3 separate regions of the Homo sapiens genome follow, and regions 1 and 2 are each linked to region 3. A link is an interaction called in ENCODE POLR2A ChIA-PET data of the cell type or tissue named here. Cell type or tissue: Panc1. All regions are shown on one strand.

Region 1 (8,000 bases), 1.8 Mb before region 3:
CCAAGTAGCTGGAATTACAGGCTCCCGCCACCATGCCTGGCTAATTTTTGTATTTTTAGTAGAGATGAGGTTTCGTCATGTTGGCCAGGCTGGTTTCTAACTCCTGACCTCAGGTGATCCACCCGTCTCAGCCTCCCACAGTGCTGGGGTTACAGGCATGAGCCACCACGCCCGGCTTACAAAATAATAATTTGCTAAATTATTGTGTGCCAGCCAAAAGGAATTAATAGTCATCCCATGTGGCAGTACAAAACTTTGAAAACGCTAAAGTTTATTCCAAGTATTTTCCTTTCTAGTGTAGTCTCTAACAAAGGTAACACTGAAAGGAGATCAGAGTGAAGTGCATCACTACAAATGGTAATGAGTTTGAAATCCCTAAGGGCATTCAGTTCTGGGTCAGCTCCCAGGAATCTGAGTCCAGAGAGAGGCAGTCCTACCCATTCCCACCTAACCTCCAGGTCATTCTTCATTTATATGTGCTCTGAAAAAAAAATGAGGTTGTGTGTGTTTCAATGGTGTTGAAAAGATCATGAGCCAAACAAGAGACTCAAAAACCCTGTTACCTCATTCTGTGTCTATACCTGATTCATTCATCTTCTTTCTCTTTGATACAGTCTCCAGACTTACACCTTATTCTCTTAAGTAATAATACCCTATACTAAACCCCAACAGGAAATCAGTTTCAAAAAAGTTCTAAAAAAAAAATTATAAAATGCTTTCCTGGGTTACTAGGTTCTATGAAAACATTAAAGCAATAAAATAAAATTCTCATTGGAGGCCTATGAGAATTACAAGATCAAAAAAAGGTTTTTTCCCCATAATTAAACAACTAAATATTTTTCTTTTTTCTCCTTTGAGGAAGATGATAATTAAAGTTTTACCAAAACTACAAGCAATATTTAAAAACCTATTCACTAATTCAAAAAACCCCATGCAATAATTAAATAATTACTGAATTCATCATAAATGTTCACTGAACATATAATATTTTAGGCACCAAGATAAGAGCCAAGGTTGCAAAAAAATAAGATGTGGCTTCTACCCTCAAAGAGTACACAGTCTATTTTAAAAATCAGGCAAAAGCAAGCAATTATATAGTAATATATGCAGAGAATAAGCAGAGCAGAGTCAGAGAAAAGGCCTTTGATATACAATCTGAGCTAAGCTTTAAAGGATAAGTAGGACTAAGTTAGGTGACGAAAGGAGGAGAGGGCATGATCAACTGGATAAGCATCTAGAAAAAGCATGTGCACCCGAATGGCAAGCAGCACAAAGTTCACTATAGCTGGAGTATAAAATATAGGATGACAGAAAACAATGGAGGTTGAGACTGGGTTGAGACCAGGCAAGGGTAGATTAGGGAAAGCCTGCTTTTGCAATGGTCAAGAATTTATACCTTATTCTCTGTAAAACAGGAAGCCATTAGAAAATTTTATTTATTTATTTATTTTATTTATTTATTTATTTATTTGAGACAGAGTCTCACTCTCACTCTGTTGCCCAGGCTGGAGTGCAGTGGCACGATCTTGGCTCACTGCAACCTCCGCCTCCTGGGTTCAAGTGATTCTCCTGCCTCAGCCTCCCAAGTAGCTGGAACTACAAGCGTGCACCACCACACCCAGCTAATTTTTTTTTTTTAGACAGAGTCTCACTCTATTGACAGGCTGGAGTGCAGTGGCATGATCTCAGCTCACTGCAACCTCCGCCTCCCAGGCTCAAGCAATTCTCCTGCCTCAGCCTCCTGAGTAGCTGGGACTACAGGCGCACCACCACATCCAGCTAATTTTTGTATTTTTAGTAGAGACGGGATTTCACCATGTTGGACAGGCCACAGTGGTCTCAAATTCCTGACCTAAAGTGATCGCCCGCCTCAACCTCCCAAAGTGCTGGGATTACAGGCATAAGCCACCCCACCAAGCCTGCCATTAGACGATGTTAAATATGGAAGTACCATAGTAAAATATGTGTTAATGTGTGTGTGAGAGAGAACGGATACAGGAAATAGAAATAGACTAATAGGAAGCTCTCCTAACAAGTTTGATGAAAGATCATGAGAGCCTGAATCAAGGTTTGTTGAGATGGAAGAAAAGGAGAAGGATTCAAGAAGTACTGAAGAAAGACAGTATGACAGAGTGGATTATAGCACCAGCTTCAGAGTCAGAAAAAAGCACTAACTGAAGGATGACTGTTCTGTTTTTAGAAAAGTTGACGCGTCTATGGGATATCCAAAATAGTTTAAATGTGCTAAAAGTCATTCTGAGTCTTCAAAGACAATGTTGAGTGTAAACTCACGGTGTAACCCTGGGTATATAAGCTGGTCAAACCAGGGTTATAATGAAGCATCACAAAATCTTAAACCTCAATGAGACTGATAAATCATCTGATCAAGTGGTTCTTTTTGTTGCCATGAACGATCTGAGAATCTAATGAAAGCCACAGACCCTTTCCTCAGAAATGTTCCAAAATAAAATTTTGCAACAATAGGTTAAGAATCTCCTGACCCATTCTCCTCCAGAGGGACTATGAGATAAAATTAGGCTGAGTTACTGCTCATCAGAGGCAGAGCCAAAACCCAAACCTAAGCTTCTTAACTCTCAATTCCATGTTATTTCTCCATTGTTACCAGAAACTTGAAATGATTCTTTCAGATTTACATTTTATTTAGTTGGTCATACAAGGCTAAAATCACACACAGACACACACACACACACACACACACACACACACACACACGATTCTGATTTTACTGAATGTAGCTTGTAGCCCTCATCAGGCTTTCCAGATCCAATGGCATTTCTCAAAAGTCAGTTGTTTCCCATTCATGCTAACAAAATTGGCACTCAAAATAAATAGAAGCATTGATGGTGGATTATTTTCATTTGTTTGTTTTTGTTATTGCTTTTTATATGTATATATAAAAAAACAAACTTGTTTTATTTTAGAAAAACTGTTCATCCTAATGGGAGCTGGTTTCGTTAAGAGTAATGAATGTAATTACAATTTAGTTCAATTAAGACTACTGTCACTCACCAAGCACAAGGCACTAAGAATGCAAAGATATCTAAAAATCCCATGGTCATCCATTAAAAGAAAAAATATAAATGTCTAAAATGTTACACAAAGGAATAGAGAATATCTTTATTTTTATTATTATTACAAACACTCATTTAATTTTACCTTATTAAAAAAACCATAAAAATCTGTGGTGAGAGAGAACCCCACACCCAACTACTGACAGTTCAACACATACTGCGAGCCATAAATGCTCCAGCAGCTACATAAACAAAAAGTTATGGGGACCTAAACTGAGGGGCAATGGGGTTTGGATTCTGACAGACCTGAGTTCTAACCCAGTCAAATCCAAAGACAGAAAGTTCTAACCTAGTCAAATCCAGAGACAGAAAGTTCTAACCTAGTCAAATCCAGAGACAGAAAGTTCTAACCTAGTCAAATCCAGAGACAGAAAGTAGATTAGAGTTGCAGGGGCTGGGGAAAACCAGAATGGGGAATGACTGCTAATGGGTACAGAGTTTCTTGCTGGGGTGACAAAAATGTGCTGGAATAAGATAGTAGTGATAGTGGCACAACTTTTGAATATACTAAAAACCCCAAGTTACACATTTTAGTGTACAGTGTAGAATTTATGGTATATGAATTATATAGGTTGATGCAAAAGTAACTGCGGTTTTTGCCATTAAAAGTAATAGCAATTATGGCCGGGAGCGGTGGCTCACGTCTGTAATAATCCCAGCATTTTGGGAGGCTGAGGCAGGCGGATCACCTGAGGTCAAGAGTTCAAGATCAGCCTGGCCAACGTGGTGAAACCCCGTCTCTACTAAAAGTACAAAAATTAGCCGGGCATGATGGCGGGCCCCTGTAATCCCAGCTACTCAGGGGCCTGAGGCAGGAGAATCGCTTGAACCTGGGAGGCGGAGGTTGTAGTGAGCCAAGATAGCGCCACTGCACTCCAGCCTGGGCAACAAGGGCGAGACTCCATCTCAAAAAAAAAAAGTAAAAGCAATTACTTTTGCACCACCCTAGTATCTCCATTAAAAAAAAAATCCAATATCAACTAGAGAAATCAATTTAGGAATAAGAGCAAAAACCAACTTAAAATTTAACGGCAAATACACTAAAATTACTATTGCCAAAAAAGCTATAAACCCATGATGGGTTTCTATATAGAGGAGGAACCAGTTTGCTCTCCTCACAAAAGAAGAGAAAATTGATGGGAGTTTCCTCTAAAGATTTAAACTGTACTGTAAAGATTTATTCCACTCCTGGATCTGGAAAGGAAGAATCAAACTTGAGTGATGATAGTAATTTGCATTGGCATAAAGTTGAATTTTTCATTTTTATTTTTGTGAAGGTATGAGAATCATAGTGTTAATATATGTATTCCTGAGAAATGTATTACATATTCCCACACACATGGAAGGACATGACTTGGTCATCAGTGTTACCTCATTGTTCAAGTAGAGAGAAGAGATATTATCCCCATGTTATCAAAATAGATACAATTTCAGATGAGTAACATCACCTATTCAATGTCCTACAGTGGCAGGACTGGGACTATAAACCGGGTGTTCAGATTCCCAGCCTGGTTTACTTTCATTACATCAATGATCTTAAGCTTTAGTGTGCTACTTTATCCTTTATTCAACAACTCTATCACTCAACCACTTATTAATTCTTATTAAAGTACAACGTAATAAACCAGGACACTCTCGGAGAGCACTTAACACCTTATTCATGTAAGGTGATTTTTCTTAAAACTGCAAATGCCATAGGAATTAAAAAGCACTATAAAACACATATTTATTATATAGGAAAGCCCCTTTTGGCCCTCATTCAGAGTCCCTTTACCTTTGTTTTTTGCCTAATTCTAACAAGTTTGTTTGTCAAATGTAACAGATGAATTTAAAGTAGAAGGGGTTATGATTCTTCTAGATACATACAATGAGTAAAGAAACAGCCTAAAAGAAAGAAAGAGACACATCAAAATCCAAAGTGATAGCCATCTTTTTTTTTTTTTTTTTTTTTGAGACAGGGTTTTGCTCTTGTTGCCCAGGCTGGAGTGCAGTGGCACTATCTCGGCTCACTGCAACCTCCGCCTCCAGAGTTCAAGTGATTTTCCTGCCTCAGGCTCCCGAGTAGCTGGGAGTACAGGTGTCTGCCACCATGCCTGGCTAATTTTTTGTATTTTTAGTAGAGATGGAGTTTCACCATGTTGGCCAGGCTGGTCTTGAACTCCTCACCTCAGGTGATCCACCCGCCTCGGCCTCCCAAAGTGTTAGGATTACAGGCGTGAGCCATTGCGCCTGGCCTGGCCTTCTTTTTTTAAATTTTTTTGCGACAGGATCTCTGTCGCCCAGGCTGGAGTGCGGTGGCACAATCTCAGCTCACTTCAGCGTCAACCTCTCAGGCTCAAATGATCCTCCTACCACAGCCTCTACAGGAGCAAATCACCACACTAAGCTGATTTTTTTTTTAAGTTTTTTTTTTTTTTTTTTTGTAGAGACGAGGTCTCACTACATTGCCCGACTGGTCTCAAACTCCTGCGCTCAAGTGATCCTCCCACCTCAGCCTCCCAAAGTGCTGGGATTACAGGCATGAGCCACTATGCCTGGCCAGTTATAGCAAACTTGACCATTTATTGTAGGGGTAATAAATCCTATATAGCTCAAGGTTCTTATTCATAATAATGCAGTCTCCCTAATAAAAGGATGACTCAATTCCAAATGCTTTATTCAAGAAAGCAAGGAAGGACTGGATATAGTGACTCACACCTGTAATCCCAACACTTTGGGAGGCCAAGGTGGGTGGATCACTTGAGCCCAGGAGTTCAAGACCAGCCTGGGTAACATGATGAGACGCCCCACCTCTACCAAAAATAAAAATTTAAAAAATTAGCCAGGTGTAGTGGCATGCACCTGTAGTCTCCGCTTCTGGGAGGCTGAGGCAGGAAGACTAACTACTTGAGCCAGGAGGTCGAGGCTACAGTGGGCAGTGATTGAGTCACGGCACTCCAGCCTGGGAAACAGAGTGAGATCCTGTCTCAAAAAAAAAAAAAAAAGAAAAGAAAAAAAAAGAAAGGGCCTCAAGAAGGGGCTCACGCCTGTAATCCCAGCACTTTGGGAGGGAGGTCAAGGCAGGCAGATCACTTGAGGCCAAGAGTTCAAAAACCAGCTTGGCAAACGTGGTGAAAACCATGTCTCCACTAAAAATACAAAAAAAAAAGAAAAGAAAACTAAAGAAAAAAGAGAGCAAGGAAGAACATAGCTCCCATTTTCCCAAATTCAAAACCTTAAATTCTTCTATTCCCCTTTTTGTTAAAAATTAGTTAAACCCAATCACTTGCCAAATCCTGTCAAGTCTACCTCTACCTCTGCATTTAACTATATGTTTCTATTTTTACTGTTTCTGCTCTAATTCACTCGACTATAAATAACCTATTTCCAGTCCCTCCTGCTATAAATGTTTTCTCTTCCAAACAAAGATTTAATCCTATCACTCTTTTATTCATCAGTTAACAAATATTTATTGAAAGATCAAACTTTTGGCTGGGTGCGGTGACTCATGCCTGTAATCCCAGTATTTTAGGAGGCCGAGGCGGGTGGACTACTTGAGGTCAGAAGTTTGAGACCAGCCTAGCCAACATGGCGAAAACCCATCTCTACTAAAAATAGAAAAATTAGCCAGGCGTAGTGGCACAGGCCCGTAATCCCAGCTACTTTGGAGGCTGAGGCAGGAGAATCGCTTGAACGCAGGAGGCAGAGGTTGTAGTGAGCCAATATTGCACCATTGCACTCCAGCCTGGCAACAGAGCGAGACTCCGTCTCAAAAAAAAAAAAAAAAAAAAAAAGATCAAACTTTTAAAGGCTCCGTAGTAGCTACGGTATAAAATCCAAACTCCTTTCCCATAGCACCCCAGCTTGGCTGTGATCTGCCCTCACTAGTCTCTTCTCCCACCAGCCCCACCTAGAACTACTTGCTGCTTCCTAAAACAGCCTGCACTTCCCTGCATCTGCCTTCTTTATAATACCCCAAGCCTGCATCTCCACCTGCTGAAATTCTAACCCTCCTTCAAAGCCCTGCCCACACGCCATGTTTTCCATGAATTTTATTTCTGTAATCCTTACAGTCAGAATTAATCCCTATACCTAGACATCTTTATTTACTTAAATATTGGACAGCTTTGCTTAAATATCCAATTCATTATTCTCTTTTTTCTTTCTTTTTTTTTTTTTTTTTTTTTGGAGACAGGGTATCCCTCTGTCACCCAGGCTGGAGTGCAGTGGCACAATTATGGCTCACTGCAGCCTTCACCTCCCAGGCTCAAGCAATCCTCCCACCTCAGCCTCCCGAGTAGCTGAAACCACAAGTGCATGCCACATGCCTGTGCTCAGCTAAATTTTTGTATTTTGGGTAGAGACAGGGTTTCACCATGTTGCCCAGGCTTGGTTTCAAACTCCTGACCTCAAGTGATCCACCCGCCTCGGCCTCCCAAAGTGCTGGGATTACAGACGTGAGCTACTGTGCCCAGCCCCATTATTTTCAGCAGTTACACGGTATTCCACTATCTAAATGCCACAAGTTTGACTCAAAGGTAACACACAATTTTTTTTTTAAGACAGGATATCACTTTGTCACCCAGGCTGGAGTGCAGTGGTGCAATCTCAGCTCACTGCCACTTCAATCTCCCAGGCTCAAGCAATCCTCCCACTTCAGTCTCCCCAGTAGCTGGGTTACAGGTGCATGCCACCATACCCGGCTAATCTTTGTATTTTTGATACAAACAGGGTTTTACCATATTGCCCAGGCTGGTCTCCAACTCCTAAGCTCAAGGGACCAAGCCACCATGCCTGGCTCATTAATTTTTTAAATATAGAGAACATTAAAATAATCCTGTAATCCTACTAACCAGGTAATATCTGTTGAAGCTTCTTTTAAATAAATAAAAGTAGGGTGCAGTGGCTCAACACCTATAATCCCAACAC
Region 2 (8,000 bases), 130 kb after region 3:
GTCTCTATTAAAAACACAAAAGCAGGCCAGGCGCAGTGGCTCACACCTGTAATCCCAGCACTTTGGGAGGCCGAGGCGGGCGGATCACCTGAGGTCAGGAGTTCAAGACCAGCCTGGCCAACATGGTGAAACCCCGTCTCTACTAAAATATACAAAAATTAGCCGGGCGTGGTGGCAGGCGACTTAATCCCAGCTACTTGGGAGGCAGAGGCAGGAGAATCGTTAGAACCCAGGAGGCGGAGGTTGCAGTTAGCTGAGATAGAGCCATTGCACTCAAACCTGCGGGATAACAGCGAGACTTCTCTCAAAAAAAAAAAAAAAAAAAAATACAAAAGCAGCCGGGCGAGGTGGTGCACACCTGTTATCCCAGCTACTCCAGAGGCTGAGTCAGGAGAATCTCTTAGAACCTGGGAGGCGGAGGTTGCCGTGAGCCGAGATCGCGCCACTGAACTCCAGCCTGGGCAACAAAGGGAGACTGTCTCAAAAAAAAAAAAAGGATCCTGATGGAAATTTAGAGCCCCACGTTCAAGGGTTGGAATGGTATTCCTGGATAATCCAGGCCCAGAAGACCCAGAAAGCTTCTCCTAAAACATGTATGGCATATCAGGTTCAGGTCCTGGAATGTCCTCTGAGCTCTAGCACCTTGTCCTAGTGACTTGGCCTCTCTGGGCCTCAGTTTTGCCATCTGTCAAATGGCAAGAACACCGAGTTTATGAGGATAAAACATGACAGTGGCAAGAGAAGTGTCCTGTAAACTGCAGAGTGCAGTCCTCCTGGGAGGGAAGGACAGTTGTTGTTGTTGTTAGGGGCTCATGTTTTGCCTTCCAGCGGCGCCGGGCGAGCAGATTAGCCTGGCCTCGTTCTCACGGTGGGAGACCTCCTCCGTCCTCCCCAGGAACCACGGCCCCTGCCCTGCCCAGATCAGCAATAGCCCTCCATAAGCCTCCCACCTGGAGGGAGGTGGCGGGCAGGGAACAGCCAGGTAACCGTGGGCTCCTCACTGCAAGGGCCCAGCTCAGATTGAAGGCAGAGGGAACGAGCGAGCGAGGAGGAAGTGGGGAGAGACGGAAGGAGGGGCAAGCGAATCAAAGCACTAGGGATTTACTCACCCAAGCAGGGACAGGGAAGGAGATGGGGCTAGCAGGGCGGGGGACGCCCATGCGCCGCCCCTTCAGAGGACAATTCCCGGGGCCTCACTCCCTCCCACTCTCTCCCTCCCCCGCGGCCCATTCCCGGTGCGACTCCTCCCGTGGGAACTGCTGTCGCTGCAGCGGGCGCCCTGCCACGTGGATGCCAGGAATCAGACTGGGCGGCTGCGGCAGGGCGGGCGCTTCCCTGGGCAGCGATCAGGGCAGGCCTGGGAGAGGGCTGACCCTCACTGGGGTCTGGGGAGAGGGCGGCTCTGGGCGGAAGGGCACCTCGGGAACTGGACGCCCTGGGCTTCGCAGCCCCTCAGATCTGCAGCCAAGGTCATCTTTTCCCAGCTTGAGGAGCAACAACTGGGCACCACCTGGGAGCAGGTTAGAAATGCAGGCTCTCAGGTCTAGCCCCAGACTTGCTGACTCAGAACCTGCACATTCCAAGGAATGTGCCCCAGGTGGCTCCCGGGCACTTTCAAATTTGAGAAGCCTTTTTTCTACAAGAGTAGGCCTGAGTATTTACAGGTTTAAAAAGACGCGGTGGCTCACGACTGTAATCCCAGCACTTCGGGAGGCCGAGGCCGGCTGATCACGAGGCCAAGAGATGGAGACCACCCTGGCCAACGTGGTGAAACCCCGTCTCTACTAAAAATACCAAAAAAAAAAAAAAAAAAAAAAAAATAGCTGGGCTTGGTGGCGTGCGCCTGTAGTCCTAGCTACTCGGGAGGCTGAGGCAGGGAGGATCGCTTGAACCCAGGAGGCAGAGGTTGCAGTGAGCCGAGATCGCGCCACTGCACTCCAGCCTGGTGACAGAGCAAGACTCCGTCTCAAAAAAAAAAAAAAAAAAAAAAAAAAAGACAGACAAGGCCAAGGCCAGGCACGGTGGCTCATGCTTGTAATCCCAGCACTTTGGGAGGCCGAGGAGGGCGGATCACTTGAGCCCAGGAATTCAAGACCAGCCTGGGCAACACTGTGAGACCCAGTCTCTACAAAAAAAAAAAAAAAAAAAAAAAAATTAGCCAGGTGTGGTGGCGTGCACCTGTAGTCTCAGCTACTGGTGAGGCTGAGGTGGGAGAATAGATTCAGCCCAGGAGGCAGAGGTTGCAGTAACCCTTGATTGAGCCACTACACTCTAGACTGGGCAACAGAGCGAGGCTCTGTCTCAAAATAAATAAATAAATAGGCTGGGCGCAGTGGCTCACGCCTGTAATCCTAGCACTTTGGGAGGCCGAGGCGCACCTGAGGTCAGGAGTTTAAGACCAGCGTAGCCAACATGGTGAAACCCCGTCTCTACTAAAAATACAAAAATTAGCCAGGCGTCGGCCAGGCGCGGTGGCTCACGCCTGTAATCCCAGCACTTTGGGAGGCCGAGGCGGACGGATCACAAGATCAGGAGATCAAGACCATCCTGGCTAACATAGTGAAACCCGTCTCCTCTACTAAAAATACAAAAAAAATTAGCCGGGCATGGTGGTGGGCGTCTGTAGTCCTAGCTACTCGAGAGGCTGAGGCAGGAGAATGGCGTGAACCCAGGAGGCGGAGCTTGCAGTGAGCCGAGATCACGCCACTGCACTCCAGCCTGGGCGACAGAGTGAGACTCCATCTTAAAAAAAAACAAAACAAAACAAAAGAAAAAAATTAGCCAGGCGTGGTGTCACATGCCTGTAATCCTAGCTACTTGGGAGGCTGAGGCAGGAGAATCACTTGAACCCGGGAGGAAGGGGTTGCAGTGAGCCAAGATCACGCCATTGCACACCAGCCTGGACAATAAGAGTGAATAAGAGTGAAACTCCATCTCAAAAAAAAAAAAAAATTAGTAGTGTATAAATAGACCACATAATCTATGAATTGTATTCCATTATAGGAAAGGGGCATTGCAAGATACTTGTTACAAAAGGGGGCGTGAGGCCTGCTGGGGCTGGGAACCCACTGAGGAACACTCACTCCTGTTTTCAATCAACAGCATGGCTCTGAGGAAACAGAAGCAGGAACTAAATGGCGCTTGAATCTGAGGAGCTTCTACCCTGGCAGGCGAGATGAGATAGAGACGCAAATCGCCACCTTCCTGAGCCTCAGTTTCTTCACCTGTGAAATGGGCTTTCTCACCACTCACCTCTGCCTGCCTCCCTGCAGGGTCGGATCAGATGGGCCGAACCAGCTTCTAGACAGGGAGGGGCTTCATGAGCCGCTCCACACCTGAGGGAAGGGAGATTGGAACATCTGCCCTGCTCACATCGTGCCAGGGACAGCTCAGGCTTCTGTGCCTATCTTGGTCTTCAGACTCCAGCCTCTGGCCCTGCAGATTCTCTCTCAGGGCCTCGTCTGCTTTCTCTGGTGTCCCTCTCTCTTCCACCTTCCTTCTCCACTCCCCTGTATCCCCGCACCACCGAAATCCACACCTGTCTGAAGCTTGTACCAAATTAGCAAATTGGCAGTTTCTGAGGAGGGCAAGCCAGCCTTGACTACATACCAGACACTGCTCACACACTGGGTCTTTTATGCTAGCCCTGAGAGGTAGATGGTGATGACCTAATGAATAGAGGAGAACACCAAGGCTCAGTGAAGGGGAAGGGTTCGCACCCAGGTCACCCAGCCAATAAGAGGCCAAGATGGGATAAGAACTGGAGCTTTGGCCGGGCATGGTGGCTCACGCCGGTAATCCCAGCACTTTGGGAGGCCAAGGTGGGTGGATCACCTGAGGTCAGGAGTTCAAGACCAGCCTGACCAACATGGAGAAACCCCATCTCTACTAAAAATACAAAATCAGCCAGGCGTGGTGGCATATGCCTGTAATCCCAGCTACTTGGGAGGCTGAGGCAGGAGAATCGCTTGAACCCTGGAGGTGGAAGTTGCGGTATGCCGAGATCACGCCATTGCACTCCAGCCTGGGCAACAAGAGAGAAACTCTGTTTCAAAAAAAAAAGAAAAAAAAAAAAGAAGAAGAACTGGAGCTTTGACTGGGCACGATGGCTTATGTCTGTAATCCCGGATCGCTTGAGCCTAGGAGTTCAAGACCAGCCTGGGCAACATCTCTACAAAAAATACAAAACTTAGCTGGGTGTGGTGGCGAGTGCCTGTAGTCCCAGCTACTCAGGAGGCTGACAGGGGAGGCTGGCTTGAGCCCTGGAGGTTGACGCTGCAGTGAGCTGTGATTGTGCCACTGCACTCCCAGCCTGGGCTACAGAGTGAGACCCTGTCTCAAAAATATTTTTAAAAATGTTTTAAAAGTACACACACTCAAGAGGGGAGTGTGGGTGTACTCAAGAAAGTCACACAAGGGGCTTTGTGGTTTCTATTTTTTTTTTTTTTTTGAGGCAGAGTTTCGCTCTTGTTGCCCAGGCTGGAGTGCAACGGTATGATCTCGGCTCACTACAACCTCCGCCTCCCGGGTTCAAGTGATTCTCCTGCCTCAGCCTCCCGAGTAGCTGGGATTACAGGCACGTGCCACCACGCCCGGCTAATTTTTTATTTTTAGTAGAAACGGGGTTTCACCATATTGGCCAGGCTGGTCTCAAACTCCTGATCTCATGTGATCTGCCCACCTTGGCCTCCTAAAGTGTTGGGATTACAGGCGTGAGCCACTGTGCCCAGCTGTGGTTTCTATTTTTATAGGTTTCTTTAACCAAGGGGTGGAATATTTATGAAAGTTACTGGAAAAAGGTGGAGATTTCTTGGAACTGTGGTGCCACCCATTTTTACACCAAATATGGGAACTATAGTGGTGCTGGTGGGTGTGTGATTTTTAGTATGTTAATAAGCGTATAATGAGGTCCTAGGAGAAACCTGGGTCAAATCCAGCACCATGCTGTGTCCAGTTGGTCTCAGCCAGCTTGCTCCATGCCCTGATTGTTCAGGGTCTTATGAGCCCCTAGCTTCTGCAGTTATTTCAACAGCTTCCTTTTGCTAGTCATGTGAAACTGCTGCCTGGAATTTTCCATTCTTCTGCGACCCATGTTAGTCCTGTCTCACCTTCACTCATCCCGTGAATATTTACTGAGCACACACAGGTTTCCAGGTGCTGGATTACATAGAAAACAAAATCCCTGCTCTCCTGGAGCTTTGGTTCCAGGGGCGGGAAATGGGGCAATAAATAGGTAAATACGCAGCATGGTAGATGGTGTTAGGTGCTTTGGAAATAGAGAAGAGGCTAGCAGGTGTGGGGAGCGAGGGCGCCATTCTAATTGGATAGTCAGAGAAGGCCTCCCTGAGAACAGGAGACATGGAGAAGACGACCTGGAGGAATTGAGAGAGCAGCCATGTGGGGATCAAAGGAGACCGTGCCAGGCAGATGGAAGAGCAGTCGCAAGGCCCTGAGGTGGGAGCGTGCCTGGCATGGTTGAGGAACATCAGGGAGGCCAGTGTGGCTGCCCCCGATAAGGGAAGGGGTGTGGGAGGAGATTTCGGCTTGTATTCCAAATGAGAAGGAGGCATTAAAATGACATGATCTGACTTGTGTTTAGAAAGGATCACACTGGCTTGCTGGGATGAAAACACTGTAGGCGACAAGCACGACGGCAGAAAGGCTCCAAAAATCCTGGAGAGTGGGGCGTGGCTTAGACCGCAGAGATGGCAGTAAGCTGGAGGTGGGGCCAAGATGTGGTCAGGGCCTGTTTGGGTTCTGAAGGCAGAGCCACAGGGCTTGCTGACGAATGAGAAAGTGCAGCGTGAGAGAAAAAGGAGTGGAAAGTGGCTTCAGAGTTTGGGGCCAAGAACTGGAATTTGCCATTTGCTAGGACTTCAGTTCGAGAAGTCAACATTGAACGTGCAAAATTTGAGATGACTACAAACATGAAAGTAGAGATGTTGACTAAAATTAAATAAATGAGCCTGGAGTCCCAGACAGAGCTCTGGACTGGAATATATAAATTTGGGATTTTGGGAGAGAGAGGTTGCAGTGAACCGAGATCACACCACTGTACTCCAGCCCGGGTGACAGAGTGAGTGAGATGTCGTCTCAAAAAATAAATAAATAAATAAATAAATAAATAAATAATAAATAAATCTGGGATTTGCCAGCACAGAGATGGTATTTCAAGCTTGAGACTGGTGAGATCACCAAGGGAATGAGTGTAGACAGAAAAGAGAAGACCAGGGAATAAGTCCTGGGCATTTTATTCTTTAGAGGCTGAGTGGATTCGGAGGAAACCACAGCAGTCAGTGAAACAGAAGGAAAACTAGGACACTGTGGTGTCTTTGAAGGCAAGGGAAGGTCCGCACATGGTGGCTGACACCTGTAATCCCAGCACTTTGGGAGGCTGGGGCGGGTGGATCACTTGAGGCCAAGAGTTTGAGACCAGCCTGGCCAACATGGAGAAACCCACATCTCTACCAAAAAATACAAAAATTAGCTGGGCGTGGTGGCCTGCGTGTGTAGTCCCAGCTATGCCAGAGGCTGAGGCACCAGAATCACTTGAATCTGAGACGGAGGTTGCAGTGAGCAGAGATCACGCCACTGCACTCCAGCCCAGGTGACAGAGCAAGACTCTGTCTCAAAAAAAAAAAAAAAAAAGCCAAAGGTAGAAAGTATTACAAGGGGCCAGGCACATTGGCTCACGACTGTAATCCCAGAATTTTGGAAGGCCGAGGTGGGCGGATCACCTGAGGTCAGGAGTTCAAGACCAGCCTGGTCAAGATGGTGAAACCCTGTCTCTACTAAAAATACAACAATTAGCTGGGCGTGGTGGTGGGCACCTGTAATCCCAGCTACTCGGGAAGCTAAGGCAAGAGAATCACTTGAACCTGGGAAGCAGAGGTTGCAGTGAGCAGAGATCGCACCGCTGCACTCCACCCTGAGTGACAAAGTGGGAATCCATCTCAAAAAAAAAAAAGAAAGAAAGTATTACAAAGAAGGAATGATTAGCTGTGTCTTGGGCAATTTAGAGATTAAATAAAATATGAGGATTAATAATTAATAATTAAAATGGGAGAAAATTTTGCAAATCATATAAGGGACTGTATCTAGAATAAAGAACCCTTACAACTCAATGATAATAAATAGCACAATTTAAAAATGGGCAAAGGAACTGAATTGACATTTCTCCAAAGATACAGATGACCGATAAGCACATGAAAAGATGCTCACCTCCTTAGCCATCAGGAAAATACAGTCAAAACCACAATGAGACACCATTTCACACCCATCAGGATGGCTATAGTCAAAAAGGACAGTAATCAACAAGTGTTGGTGAGGATGTGGAGAAACTGGAGTCCTCAAACACTGCTAGTGAGAATGAAAAATGGTGCAGCTGCTTTGGAAAACAGTCTGGCAGTTCCTCAAAGGGCTAAACAAAAAAATTACCTTATGACCAACATTTCTACTCCTGAGTATATACTGAAGAGAAATGAAAACATATAGGCCAGGCGCGGTGGCTCATGCCTGTAATCCCAGCACTTTGGGAGACTGAGACAGGTGGATCCCTTGAGGTCAGGAGTTCGAGACCAGCTGGCCAACATGGCAAAACCCCATCTCTACTAAAAATACAAAAATTAGCCGGGTGTCATGGTGCACGCCTGTAATCCCATCTACTTGGGAGGCTGAGGCAGGAGAATCGCTTGAGCCCAGGAGGCAGAGGTTGGAGTGAGCCAAGATCGCACTATTGCACTCCAGCCTGGGTGACAGAGCCAGACTCCATCTCAAAATAAATAAATAAATAGTTTTTTTAAAAAAATGGATGAATTATGCCAGGCGCGGTGACTCACGCCTGTAATCCCAGCACTTTGGGAGGCCAAGATGGGGGGATCACAAGGTCAGGAGATCAAGACCATCCCGGCTAACACAGTGAAACCCCATCTCTACTAAAAACACAAAAAATTAGCTGGGCGTGGTGGCGGGCGCCTATAGTCCCAGCAACTCGGGAGGCT
Region 3 (8,000 bases):
AAGAACCAAGCCCTGGGGCCCTCAGTATTTAGAGGTTGTGGCAGAGGGGGAAAAAGGAGAGAAGGAGGAGGAATCAACAAAGGGAAATTGAGAAGGAACAGCCAATGAAGTGGGAGGAAAGCCAGAAGGTTGCGGGGTCTCATAAGCTATTTGAAGAAAGTGTTCTCAGAAGGAGCAAGTGATTATATATGTTGAAGTCTGCTGATGGGGAAAGAAAGATGAGGATCGAGAAATGACCATATGATAGAACAACATGGAGGGTCACTGGCAACATTGACAAGGGCAGCTATTTATTTATGTATTTATATATTTATGTATTTATTTATTTATTGAGACAGAGTCTCACTCTGTCACCCAGGCTGGAGTGCAGTGGCACGATCTTGGTTCACTGCAATCTCCGCCTCCTGGATTCAAGCGATTCTCATGCCTCAGCCTCCAGAGTAGCTGGGATTACAGGTGCCTGCCACCACATCCAGCTAATTTTTGTATTTTTAGTAGAGACGGGGTTTCACTATGTTGGCCAGGCTGGTCTCGAGCTCCTGACTTCAGGTGATCCGCCCATCCTGGCTTTCCAAAGTGCTGGGATTACAGGCATGAGCCACTGCACCTGGCCTATTTTATTTATTTTATATATATATATATATATATATATTTTTTTTTTTTTTTTTTTTTTTTTTTAGAGATAGGAGTCTCCCTATTTGCCTAGGCTGGCCTCAAACTCCTGGGCTCAAGCGATCCTCCCACCTCAGTGTCCCAAAGTGCTGGGATTACCGGCATGAGCCACTGCACCTGGCCAAGAGCAGATTAGGGACAGCATATGAGAGGGCAAGCCCACGGATCAGTTGGAGACAATGGGAGAGAAAAACAATGCAGGCAATGTAGACAACTCTCTTAAGCATTTGGCAGTGCTGGGAGTGGGTGGGGGATGAAGAGATGTGTGTTAAAGTGTTAAGATAACACATTATACTTATGATAGATGTTGCCTGGGGCAGCAGGAAGGGAGAAAAGTGTAACTGATAGTTTAAAAGACTTTAAAATTTGATAAAAATTGTACAGATATCTGTAAAACACATCAAAAACGTACACACACACACATATAGGGCAGTTTTTTGTTTGTTTTTCGGTTTGTTTTTCTTTTTGTGATGGAGTCTCACTCTGACACCCAGGCTGGAGTGCAGTTGTGCGATCTCAGCTCACTGCAACCTCCACCTCCCAGGTTCAAGCAATTCTCATGTCTCAGCCTCCCGAGTAGCTGGGACTACAGGCAAGCACCACCACGCCTAGCTAATTTTTGTATTTTTAGTAGAGATGGAGTTTCAGCATGTTGGCCAAACTGGTCTTGAACTCCTGACCTCAGGTGATCTGTCTTCCTTGGCCTCCCAAAGTGCTGGGATTACAGGCGTGAGCCACAGCACCTGGCCAGTTTTTTTAGGAGATAGAGTCCTGCTATGTTGCCCAAGCTGGAGTGCAGTGGCATGATCATAGCTCACTGTAACCTTGAACTTCTGGGCTCTAAGTGATCCTCCCGCCTCAGCTTCCCAAGTAGTAGAGACTACAGGTGCATACCGCCATGCCTGGCTAATTTTGAAATTATTTTGCCAGGCACAGTGGCTCATGCCTGTAATCTCAGCACTTTGGGAGGCTGAGGCAGGAGGATTGCCTGAGTGCAGGAGCTTAAGATCAGCCTGGGCAACATAGCAAGACCTCATCTCTACTAAAAATAAAAATAAGAAAATTAGCTGGGCATGGTGGCATGCACCTGTAGTCTTAGTTACTCAGGAAGCTGGGGTGGGAGGATGGCTAGAGTCCAGGAGTTTGAGGCTACAGTGAGCTATAATCACACCACTACACTCTAGCCTGGGCGAGAGAGTGAGACCTTCTCAAAACACCACCACCACCACCAACAACAACAAATAAATAAATACATAAATTATTTTGTAGACACAGATTCTCCCTATGTTGCCTAGGCTGGTCTTGAACTCCTGGCCTCAAGTGATCCTCCCACCTCAGCCTTCTAAGGTGCTGGGATTACTGGAGTGAGCTACTGTGTCTGGCCAAAATATACATATATTATTGAAAGTAAATATAACAAACTGTTACAGCTGATAATTCTGAATTTGGATGTTTGCTATATTACCTTTATACTTTTAAATTTTCTTACAAATAATTAGGGGAAAAAAAGGTTTGTGGGCCAAATCGTGTGCAGGACTTTGAGTGCCATGCTGGGATGGGGTATGTGCCTGTCTAAACAGGGGATGAACATGGCTCAGACAGCTCTTCCTGAAAGCTGTGTAGGCTGAGGGTGGTGGCTCACGCCTGTAATCCCAGCACTTTGGGAGGCCGAGATGGGCAGATCACCTGAGGTCAGAAGTTCAAGACCAGCCTGATCAACATGGTGAAACCCCATCTCTACTAAAAATACAAAAAAATTAGCTGAGCGTGGTGGCAGGTGCTTGTTGTAATCCCAGCTACGCGGGAGGCTGAGACAGGAGAAGCCCTTGAACCCAAGAGGCGGAAGTTGCAGTGAGCAGTGAGCCGAGATTGTGCCACTGCAGCTGGGAGACAAGAGCAAAACTCCGTCTCAAAAAAAAAAAAAAAAAAGTCAATCCCGGACCCGTTCCCTCAGATCTGCTAAATCCTAACTTTTCCAGTACACACACACACACACACACACACACACACAGGATTCTGACAGTGTAGAATGGGGGCAAGTTTAGTGGAAGATGGTGGGTGAAGTTGATGGAGGTGCCTGTGGGACATCCAGTCAGTGAACATTAGGGTGTCAAGGTTGCCGATAGGTGTTTATCAAATCCATTATTGATTTTCCTCCAGCAGAAAGCACAGGGAGTTGCACATAGTAGGAACTCACTAAATGTTTATTGTAAAATTATGAACTTAGCTTAAAGGCAATTCGCTGGATCCTAAATTCCAACTCCTTACCAACCTCCGAACTCTCTTCTAGTTACCCAACATGTACATGCTTTTTCATGGTAGCTATCAGCCTGGAGAACTGGGAAAAGCCTGGACTTCAGAGTTAGGCAGACCTGCATCCAAACCTGGCTCCTCTTCTTCCCAGCTCTATGGCCTCAGACAAGCAATTCTCCTCTGGGAGTCTTGGTTTTCTCATGTGCAAATAATGCATTCTGTGATTCATTCACTCAGCAAATATTTATTGAGTACCAATATGCACTGGGCATTGTTCTACATGGTGGAGAAACAGTGATGGATGAGATAGACGTGGTCCCTGCCCTAGCTGAGCTCACATTCTGAAGGGAGAAAAATGCAGTAAAAAAAAAAAAAAAAAAAAAAGGTAATAGGCCGGGCGCGGTGGCTCACACCTGTAATCCTGGCACTTTGGGAGGCAGAGGCGGGTGGATCACGAGGTCAGGAGTTCGAGACCAGCCTGACCAACATGGTGAAACCCCGTCTCCACTAAAAATACAAAAATTAGGCCGGGTGCAGTGGCTCATGCCTGTAATCCCAGCACTTTGGGAGGCCGAGGCAGGTGGATTGCCTGAGGTCAGGAGTTCGAGACCAGCCTGGCCATGGTGAAACCCCGTCTTTATTAAAAATAAAAAAAAATTATCTGGGCATGGTGGCGGGTGCCTGTAATCCCAGCTACTAGGGAGGCTGAGGCGGGAGAATCACTTGAACCCAGGAGGCGGAGGTTGCAGTGAGCCAAGATTGCGCCATTGCACTCCAGCCTGGGCAACAAGAGCAAAACTCCGTCTCAAAAAAAAAAAAAAAAAAATTAGCTGGGCATGGTGGCGCACGCCTATAATCCCAGCTACTCAGGAGGCTGAAGCAGGAGAATTGCTTGAACCCAACAGGTGGAGGTTGCAGTGAGCCGAGATCATGCCATTGCACTCCAGCCTGGGTGACAGAGCAAGACTCTGTCTCAAAAAAAAAAAAAAAAGAATAAAAGTAACAAATAGGAGAATTATACTGTATGTGAGAAGGTGAAACATGCTATACAAAGAAGAAAAAAGGAGCAGGGGAAGGGGCTGGGTGGTAGTGGTGGTGGCCAGGCAGGGGAAGTGTCACTATTACATAGGATTATAACATAGTAGGCCATGTCAGGAAGCGAGATTCGCAGAAAGGCTTGAAGGAGGTCAGGTAACCAGCCATGTGGATATCTGGGGAAGAGTGTTCCAGGCAGAAGGAATAGCAAGTGCAAAGACCCTGAGGCAGAAGTGTGTCTGCCAGTGTTTGAGAAATAGAAGGAGGCAGTGGTGAAGTGAGTGCCGGGGAGACTGGAAGAAGGCTTTGCTGGGCTGTGACATTATGATGAAAGAAGGAGCGGCTGAGTACAATGGCTTACCCCTGTAATCCCAATACTTTGGGAGGCCCAGGCAAGAGAATCAATCAAGACCAGGGGTTTGAGACCAGCCTGGGCAATATAGTAAGACCCTATCCCTACCAAAAATATTTTTAAAAATTAGTCAGGTGTGGTGGCATGTACCTGTAGTCCAAGCTGCTCGGGAGGGCGAGGCTGGAGGATCGGTTGAGCCCAGGAGTTTGAGGTTGCTGTGAGCTATGATTGCACCATTGTACTCTAGCCTAGGTGACAGCAAGACTCTGTCTCAAAAAAAAAAAAAAACAAAAGAAGGAAATGAACCCAGTCACTGCGTGCTGACTGTGTACCAGGAACTATGCTTGACATACAGTGGCCTTTTCATCCTTACAATAAACCTTACAAAGCAAGTAATGTGACTCCACCCAGCTTTCATATACATGAACACAGCGAGAGACAGAAACAAGGTGTGACTTGCTCATAATGCGCAGCTAATAGGGGCTGAGCAGATTCTTTCCTAGGGCCATGCATTTTGTGCCATAAAACTCCAGGCACTTTTAGTGAAAGGATTCAAGGAGGGGATTGGGGAGCAGACATGGCTTAAGCAGGGGGAGATGCCACCCAGGGTCCAGGCTTCCTGAGGCTGTCCTGGATCTGCAGGGGAAGGGTCTGCAGAGACCTGGCCTCTCCGAGTCAAAAGCAGTGTGGGCCTGGAATGGTTAAAAAATGAGGACTTGGCCGGGTGTGGTAGCTCACGCCTGTAATCCCAGCACTTTTAGAGGCCGAAGCAGGTGGATCACCTGAGGTCAAGAGTTCGAGACCAGCCTGGCCAACATGGTGAAACCCTGTGTCTACAAAAAATACAAAAAATTAACTGGGCATGGTGGCAGGCGCCTGTAATCCCAGCTACTCGGGAGGCTGAGGCAGCAGAATCGCTTGAACCCAGGAGGCAGAGGTTGTAGTGAGCTGAGATCGCGCCATTGCACTGCAGCCTGGGCAACAAGAGTGAAACTCCATCTTAAAAAAACAAAAAACAAAAAACAAAAAATGACTTGCTCAAACATGGTTACAAATATTGCTATGTATTTTAACTGATTTTTTTTTTTCTTTTTTGAGATGAGAGTCTTGCTCTGTCGCCCAGGCTGGAGTGCAGTGGCGCGATCTCAGCTCACTGCAAGCTCCGCCTCCCGGGTTCACGCCATTCTCCTGCCTCAGCCTCCCGAGTAGCTGGGACTACAGGCGCCCGCCACCACGCCCGGCTAATTTTATGTATTTTTAGTAGAGACGGGGTTTCACCGTGTTAGCCAGAATGGTCTTGATCTCCTGACCTCGTGATCCGCCCACCTCAGCCTCCCAAAGTGCTGGGATTACAGGCGTGAGCCACCGCGCCTGGCCTTGACTGATTATTTTTAAGAAGACAAGGCTTTTAAGGCCGAAGCGGGCGGATCACGAGGTCAGGAGATCGAGACTATCCTGGCTAACACGGTGAAACCCCATCTCTACTAAAAATACAAAAAATTAGCCGGGCGTGGTGGCAGGTGCCTGTAGTCCCAGCTACTCGGGAGGCTGAGGCAGGAGAATGGCGTGAACCCGGGAGGCGGAGCTTGCAGTGAGCTGAGATTGCACCACTGAACTACAGCCAGGTCGACAGAGCGAGACTCAGTCTCAAAAAAAAAAAAAAAAAAAAAGAAGAGGAAGAAGAAGATAAGGCTTTTAACATACAATACACATCAATGTGATTTATTTACAAATATTAAATTCATAGCAGCTGGTCTGATGGTGGGACCCATCTCACGGATGTGAGGGTCTGTTTTCCAGCCTGTCAATTTTCTCTGTGACTGAAGGCAGAACTTCATGTGGTTCCCAACATCAAAAGTCTACTCTTGAGGTCCTCGGTGCATGTAAATAAATAGAATGATGGTAAATATATGTGGTACTTGCTGGGGGCAGTGGTAAATGCTTCGCATACATTGGCTAATATCTTCATGAGAGCCCCATGAGGTTGACACTATTGTTGTCCCCCCTTATGGAGGAAGAAGCTGTAGAACAGGCACTGATTTGCCCAGGGTCTCATGACTAGTGAGCGGTGGTGCCAGAGCACTGAAAGGAGACCATGTGGCTACCCATGTTCGGCAGTCCCAGCATTTAACTATCCATTATTCTACACTGCCTGCCCAGGCTGGGCCTTGGCCATCGGCTCTCCCATGTGGTTTCTCCCAAGGCCTGTTTCCTGATATTGTTCTGTTGTTATAACCTTCTCCAGGCCGTGGAGGATCTCAGGGCTGGCATTTCCTGGTTGTCCTGGGATCTACCACGTCCCAGACTGGCACCCAAAGACTCACTGAGGCCTGAGTGAGGGAGAATTAGAGAGTGGGGAGCACACCAGTGAACGTTGCCTTCAAGACTGGAAAGAACAGTAGGTCTTGGGCTTCTGGCCCCAGGGCACCTGTGGAAAGTCACTCCACCAGCCCCATCCTTTCCCTCTTTTCTTCTTTTTACACTGAACCTGTGATGTTTTAAAAGGGTGCTGGACTTAGGTGTTAGAAACCTGACTTAAGTCTTGGATCTGCTTCTTTTTTTAAATTTTAATTTAATTTTATTGGCTCACTGCAACCTCTGCCTCCCAGGTTCAAGTGATTCTCCTGCCTCAACCTCCTGAGTAGCTGGGATTACAGGTGCCTGCCACCACGCCCAGCTAATTTTTGTATTTTCAGTAGAGATGGGGTTTCACCATGTTGCCCAGGCTGGTCTTGAACCTCTGACTTCAAATGATCTGCCCGGCTCGGCCTCCTAAAGTGCTGGGATTACAGGTGTAAGCCACTGTGCCAGGCATGGATCTGCATCTTAATAGATGTGTGACCTTGGGCAAATAGCTTTATGTCTCTGGGCCTTTGTCTTTTCACCTGTAAAATGGGAATGAGAATAATAGCTACTCTTTGGCCAGATGCGGTGACTCACGCCTGTAATCCTAGCACTTTGGGAGGCCAAGGCAGGTGGATTACCTGAAGTCAGGAGTTCCTGACCAGCCTGGTCAACGTGGTGAAACCCCATCTCTACCAAAAATATAAAAATTAGCTGGGTGTGGTAGCAGCCGCTTGTAATCCCAGGTACTCGGGAGGCTGAGGCAGGAGAATCACTTGAACCTGAGAGGTGGAGATTGCAAGTGAGCCAAGATCGCCACTGCACTCCAGCCTGGGTGACAAGAGTGAAACTCTGTCTCAAAAGAAAAAAATAGAATAATAGGTACTGTTTTTTCTGAGACAGGGTCTCACTCTGTCACCCAGGCTGGAGTGCAGTGGTGTGATCTCAGCTCACTGCAAGCTCTGCCTCCTGGGTTCAAGTGATTCTCGTGCCTCAGCCTCCCAAGTAGCTGGGACTACAGGCACATGCCACCACACCCAGCTAATTTTTGCATTTTTAGTAGATACGGGGTTTCGCTGTGTTGGCCAGGCTGGTCACAAACTCTTGACCTCAGGTGATCCACCTGCCTCGACCTCCCAAAGTGCTGGGGTTACAGGCATGAGCCACCGCACCCAGCCTAGCATTTGGATCATTGATAAACCTGGGGCACTTGGTTGTGAACTCTAAAGGGCTGAACAATTGTGAGGCATTATTGTTATTATTCTGATCCTTGCTCGAAATGCTCTTTGGTTACTTTCATTATAGCTGATGTTCTCCTTTCATCTGCTCCCAGATGACACAAGTC

What was found. Peaks named below come from ENCODE experiments on the same cell type or tissue, not always from the same donor. Only the 100,000 strongest peaks of a DNase experiment are listed, where the experiment ranks them.
Region 1: POLR2A ChIA-PET joins it to region 3 with 12 read pairs; 2 of 35 experiments call an interaction of 5 or more read pairs at or near these places.
Region 2: POLR2A ChIA-PET joins it to region 3 with 18 read pairs; 9 of 35 experiments call an interaction of 5 or more read pairs at or near these places.

Annotation. Positions count from the first base shown.
Region 1 is chr1:28,958,078-28,966,077 of GRCh38, reverse strand. The region is part of intron 1 of EPB41 (erythrocyte membrane protein band 4.1); the gene reads right to left. Among named protein-coding and RNA genes, the nearest start is that of EPB41, 48 kb to the right of the region's middle. RefSeq lists enhancers at 1-54, 55-585. In Panc1, no CTCF peak of the experiment used is centred here; no DNase peak of the experiment used is centred here.
Region 2 is chr1:27,024,939-27,032,938 of GRCh38, reverse strand. It overlaps LOC101928391 (a long non-coding RNA gene), which reads right to left and starts at 1,181. Exons shown (of 8, transcript XR_007065559.1): 1 at 1,110-1,181. In Panc1, no CTCF peak of the experiment used is centred here; no DNase peak of the experiment used is centred here.
Region 3 is chr1:27,158,474-27,166,473 of GRCh38, reverse strand. It overlaps LOC102723760 (a long non-coding RNA gene), which reads right to left. Exons shown (of 3, transcript XR_426674.4): 2 at 7,950-8,000; 3 at 6,006-6,185. Among named protein-coding and RNA genes, the nearest start is that of SLC9A1, 7.3 kb to the right of the region's middle. In Panc1, no CTCF peak of the experiment used is centred here; a DNase peak (open chromatin) is centred at 3,143.